Linked DNA regions of Homo sapiens: region 2 is linked to region 1. The links are chromatin contacts, found by Hi-C or POLR2A ChIA-PET in ENCODE. All regions are on one chromosome and are shown on one strand. The core of a region is the stretch at or near the end of the contact, and the rest is flanking DNA. Distances in the headings are between cores, read along the strand shown.

Region 1 (2,609 bases), core at 72-2,571:
TATTTTTGTTTCATTTTCAGAGAATAGAATGCCCTTTATAAGTTAGATGTGCATTTGAATTCCTATCTGTAGATCAGAAAGCAAAAACTTCAGACTTAAACATGAAACCAAAATGAAACATCAATTCTGAGTGTCTAGCCTGCTCCCCAAAAGACATCTTTTGGGCTTCCAAAAAGTAATCTATTTTTAAAAAAATCTATATTACCCTCTTAGGTTGAAGTTCCTTTATAAATTCATTCATTTGCCAAATTCTGATTGCAAAAGTGCTCATGTGCCAGACTGGCTACAAAACACTTACTGATCCATAATTAGAAACTGCCTAATCATTTCATGGTTGCAATTCCTGACTCTGAAATGTTTAAATAAAATGTTCAGTAAAAGGTTATTTATAAAAGAACCAATATTTTGATCACTACTTCAAAGGGAGGCCTGATTGTGTAAATGCAAATAACTGCCTTATTTTAGTACTTAAGGTCTCAGATTGAATGTAGCTATCTATTAGCACAACTGATCCAAAGTTTAGGAGGGACATTCTTTTAGAAGATCCCATGTATTTATTTTCTAGTTTGAAAAATGGACATTTTAATATAAATTTATAATCTAAATTTCTGTTGCCAGAATTTGGTTAAGTGGGCCTTATTTAGTATACTAGAAGAGACTATGCAAAATCATATTCCACAAAAGAATCAACATTCTCTTATAGCTTTAAAATACTATAATGTGAGCTTGAAATGCTCCACACCTGAATTGATAAGAGCATTAGGCAGTAGTTTCTATGAAGCTTTTAAAAGAGAAAGTTAACTTCTACTAAACAATTACAAGTGTTCAACTAATACAGTGTCTTCTGACCGATTTTCTAATAACAGCTTTTAAAATAAATCTACCAAACTGTTTTGACTCTTCCAATGTAAAAAAGAAATTGAAAGTTAAAGCTTAAAAATTCCCCATATAGAGAGGAAATAAACTTAAAATAGAAATTTAAAATAACTTCAATCCAAAGTAAAGCAAATCGTTTCATACACTTTCAGTAAGTATAACAAATTTTATATAGTGACCCAAAAGTCACCATTGTAGAGCTTTGCAACTCAAGACGTTTTAGCTGGAGGGGTTAAAAGTGTGGGTGTGGAAGTCAGCTTTTGTTTGAAAAATTAGCAATGCTATGAGTCATCGTGCATTAGCTGCAGAAGAGTTTTGCATCTTGTACGAATCCAGACACCATATGCCATGCGAAGGCCTATTACTTTATTCGGTGCCACCGCTGACAGGCAGCCACGTGGGTATCCCCAGCGGAAGGGCTGTCTCCTCCCGGCGGCGAGGACAGGAACCCAGTGAGCTGAACACATCCGACATTGTACGGAGCAGCAGGAACAGCTGGTAAGCTAGCAAGCGGCAACGGCCCAGCGAGGAGCGTGGATGCTAATGAGCCTGGCGACAATGCCGGCCTTCAGAGGGGTAAGTGCAATGTCGGCCGGCATGTTCCCACAACAGCCTCAAGAGTAGAATCTGCTCGTTCATGCCTTCAGTCTCATTAAAGCATGATACTGGTATTTGTGGCTTATCAAAATCAGCTGTAAATCACAAGTTATAAATCCGACCAACAGATCCAACATGATTTAAAATGTTGCACTGAAATGCAAGTAAAATTCCACAGGCATCTTTGGGTCCTGATGGAGAGGTGTTGACCAGGCACTGGGGTGGTGGGGAGCCGTGAGTTGATGGCACAGGTGGAGCAGCTGCTGCTGGTTCAGGTCCTGGTTACCATTCACAAAACTGTGTGGCCTCAGGCAAGTTATTTAACTTTTCTGGGCTTCTGTTCCCTCAACTATATTTTTTAAACATAAAAAAGTTTGTGACATAATAGATTGTGTTAAGACATTGCATTGCGTTTGCATAATACATTAAAATAGGATCATAATTGTGCCTTCCTGATAGGATTGCTTAATAACTGAATAAAATATGTGAGGTTCTTAGTGCCTGGGACAGAGCAAAGAATGGTGCAGCTAAGTAAACAGATGTCTCTCCAGGTGACCCAAGAGGACAGCTCCAAGCAGCTTCACCTCCTGGTCTTGTTCTTCTCACACAAGACAAGACAGTAGCACATCTCCTTATGAGTGAGGGGTCTATGGCATGAGATGGGGGAAGGTGTCTGGCAGACACAGTGAGATGAGACAGCGATAAGAAGGGGAGGGAGTGATGTGTGCACATCTGGGTGCTGTGGACCCCAATCTGATTACTGCGGGGGGTGGGTTTGGGCTCCTAGCAGCATCTGAAGCTCCAAGATCACCAAGTTTCTTGATGGTTCCAGGTTTACCAAAGGCTCTTTTCCGCTGAAAGTCGTTTACTTTTTCTGAATGCTCCTTTCTTCCATCAAGTCCCTGTGACGCCTATTCACCCTCCAATTGCCAGGTCACAGGCCCTCTGTGGGACGCCTTGAGGCTCTGGGCTGCACTCTGCATCACAGCCATGAGGAAACTGTGCACTGCTCTCTTCCCTAATGTGCTCTGTATTCAACAAAGAGCCCCTCCAGGGTGGGCACCGGGCCTTCCATTTGTGCACCCACAGCAACAGCACAGTGCCTGGCATACAGGAAATGGCCGATGGGTATTTTG
Region 2 (2,609 bases), core at 51-2,550, 67 kb after region 1:
CAGGCACCTGCCACCATGCCCAGCTAATTTTTTGTATTTTTAGTAGAGATAAGGTTTCACCATGTTAGCCAGGATGGTCTGGATCTCCTGACCTCGTGATCCACCTGCCTTGGCCTCCCAAAGTGCTGGGATTACAGGCGTCGGCCACCACGCCCGGCCACCCTGACCAGAGATAGTTTTGTTATGGATGATGAAGCATTACACTGAGTGAAAAAAAATACCCTCAAATTTGAGCTCTTTCTTGCTTAACCTAAAATACCCACGCTATCACCTTTATTTTTCCTTTTCACTTTCTATATGATGTATCCGCTTGGCAAGGACGTGCACACCAATATGTTTTTAAGCATCTTGCCTATTTGCTTAGTTAATATGTCAGTGAATTTTAAAAACTCCTTTGTCAGAGAAGTTTAAGCAATTATTTTTAGTACTTTAGAACTATCTTGGGAATGTTTCCCAAAGAGTATTGTACACTGAAAGAAAAATGGTGCCAGAATTTAAATGTATATTTTTAGGTTTTTCCTTTTTCAATAACCTATTTATCTTCTGCTATTTTTAAGTGACAACTCATAATAAATGGTGAACCTATTTTAGGGATAGCCATGTTTTGGGGATATACTCATGTGGATGAGTATAAATTGATGACTTTAGGAAAAAACAAGTTAATTTTATTATAAGACATATGAACTTACAGTAGGGAACAACGAAATAGATTAAGAGTTGTTTCAATTACTTAATAAAAATAATTTATCATTGTGGGGGAAAAAGTAAAGCAGACATTGCAGTTGACAGTGGAGCTCCAGAAATAAACAATTAAATGATTAAATAAATGGAGAACAAATCAAGAAAACAACATGAAAATGAACCATGTACCATCCACCACCAACACAACTCAAAACAAGAGTGTTAAGTCTACTCCACGTCAAAACTTTCAGAGTAAATAATGCATTTTAGGAACTTGGTCATTAAATCTTAGGTTCAAATTCCACCTCCCTTACTTCTGACTTGTACACACCCCTGGGAATATCCCTTAACCTCAGTTTGCTCATCTACAAAATGCAGCTAAAATCAGGACTGCTAGATTTTAAGCCCTTGCTCATGACTGTCACCCCCAGTCCTGTCTTTTTCATCCTCATCTCACCTTCCCCTTCATGTCAGCTTGAACCTTGCTCCAGACTCTGTAGTGCTGCAAGCATACCCCTGGACCTTTGTCCTCCCTCACCCAGCCACTGCCTGCTGTGTCCTTCCTCCTTCCACTAAGGGCCTCACAAAAGGAGTCTGACTCAGGGATCTGACTGTCACTGCACAGGTCACCTGCTCATGTTATCTGGCTGGACCCACCACTCTGGTGAAAGTGCTCTGGCAAAACCTACCACCAAACACCTAGTTGGGAAATATAACAGCTCCTGTTTCATTCTCACCTTCCCTAAGCTTTCTGAAGCAACTAGCACTGCTGACCTTTCTCAACTTCTTATTTGCTTTCTTCCTTGACTTGCTAGAAATGACTCTTTCTTGGTCCTCTTTCCACTTCCCTGACTTTGCTTTCCTGGTGACATTCCCTCACTCTGCTGTCCTTAAGGATGTTTCTGCCCACAAGGTTCTAGTCTTGGGCCTAGGTTTTTAACTTGTGAAGTCCATACAATTTTCATGGATGATCTAACACTTCACACCTACATCTCTTTAATTTTTTTTTTTTTAAGATAGAGTCTCACTCTGTCGCTCAAGCTAGAGTGCAGTGGCGCTGATCACAGCAGCCTTGACCTCACAGACTCAAGTGGTCCTGTGCTCAAGTGATCTGCTCGCCTTGGCCTCCCAAAGTGACGGGATTACAGGTGGGAGCCATGATGCTTGGCCTTCTTCTAATTTTTAGTGTTGAGACAACTGAAGATTCACATGCAGTTGTAAGCAGTAATACAGAGAGACCTCAAATACCTTTCATCTCAGGGTAACATCTTGCATACCTATAGGACAATATCACAGTCAGGAAGTTGACATTGATAATAATCCATCTATATTACTCAGTGTTCACCAGTTTTACATGCATGCATTTGTGTGTGTGTGTGTGTTTGGTTCTATGCAATTTTATCATATGTATAGACAGTATACCCACATTCTACTCCCATTCCAAGGCCCAAAGCTGGGCTCTTATCATTCTGGGGAGAGGGGTGCTTAAGTAAGAAATACAGCAGGCTCTAAGTCCTGACAATCCCTATATGCTCTGAAATGGACTCTCTGCTATGAGCAGAGCAAATCTAAAACTGTAGCAAGTAAATTTCCATCTCTTTTTATGATGCTCTCCTAACTTGGAACAATCTATGAGCTCCTTTCAACACCTGCCCACCCTGCTAAGTCTGGCTTAAGTCCTTCTTCATGGAAAGCCCTCATGGTGCTACCAGTCCACAGTGAGTCCTTCTGGACTTCACTGTGTGTTTTCCATTAGATGTAAAGCTCCTTGAGGATAGAAAATGAGCCTTTTTTGTGAGTTCCATGGATTTGAGACATACCTGTCTTCAATAATACAAAAACCATTTGAACTACTAAAATGGGAAAACAGAGGAGAAAAAAAGAAGAAACAAGGAAGGCAGAATTTGCCATCACAGAGGACTCCAGGA

The links. A loop is a pair of places that touch in the nucleus more often than their neighbours do. ChIA-PET counts read pairs that join two places held with the same protein, here RNA polymerase II (POLR2A). Pooled maps may share reads with other maps.
Region 2: a pooled map shows a loop between it and region 1 (2.5-fold over the local background). The contact joins two enhancer-like sites. A Hi-C loop is called at or near these places in 1 of 168 maps with a recorded cell type or tissue (right cardiac atrium), 7 of 37 single-sample maps with no recorded cell type and 5 of 50 pooled maps. POLR2A ChIA-PET finds 5 or more read pairs at or near these places in 4 of 52 experiments (Caco-2, OCI-LY7, T-cell and 1 more).

Annotation. Positions count from the first base shown.
Region 1 is chr20:20,451,215-20,453,823 of GRCh38, forward strand. The region is part of intron 37 of RALGAPA2 (Ral GTPase activating protein catalytic subunit alpha 2); the gene reads right to left. Among named protein-coding and RNA genes, the nearest start is that of INSM1, 84 kb to the left of the region's middle. RefSeq lists an enhancer at 1,556-1,665. Within about 2 kb of position 1,322, at least 8 of the 41 ENCODE cell types and tissues checked have a DNase peak (open chromatin) inside an H3K27ac peak, as active enhancers do.
Region 2 is chr20:20,518,196-20,520,804 of GRCh38, forward strand. All of the region lies in intron 31 of RALGAPA2 (Ral GTPase activating protein catalytic subunit alpha 2), which reads right to left. Among named protein-coding and RNA genes, the nearest start is that of INSM1, 150 kb to the left of the region's middle. Within about 2 kb of position 1,301, at least 3 of the 41 ENCODE cell types and tissues checked have a DNase peak (open chromatin) inside an H3K27ac peak, as active enhancers do.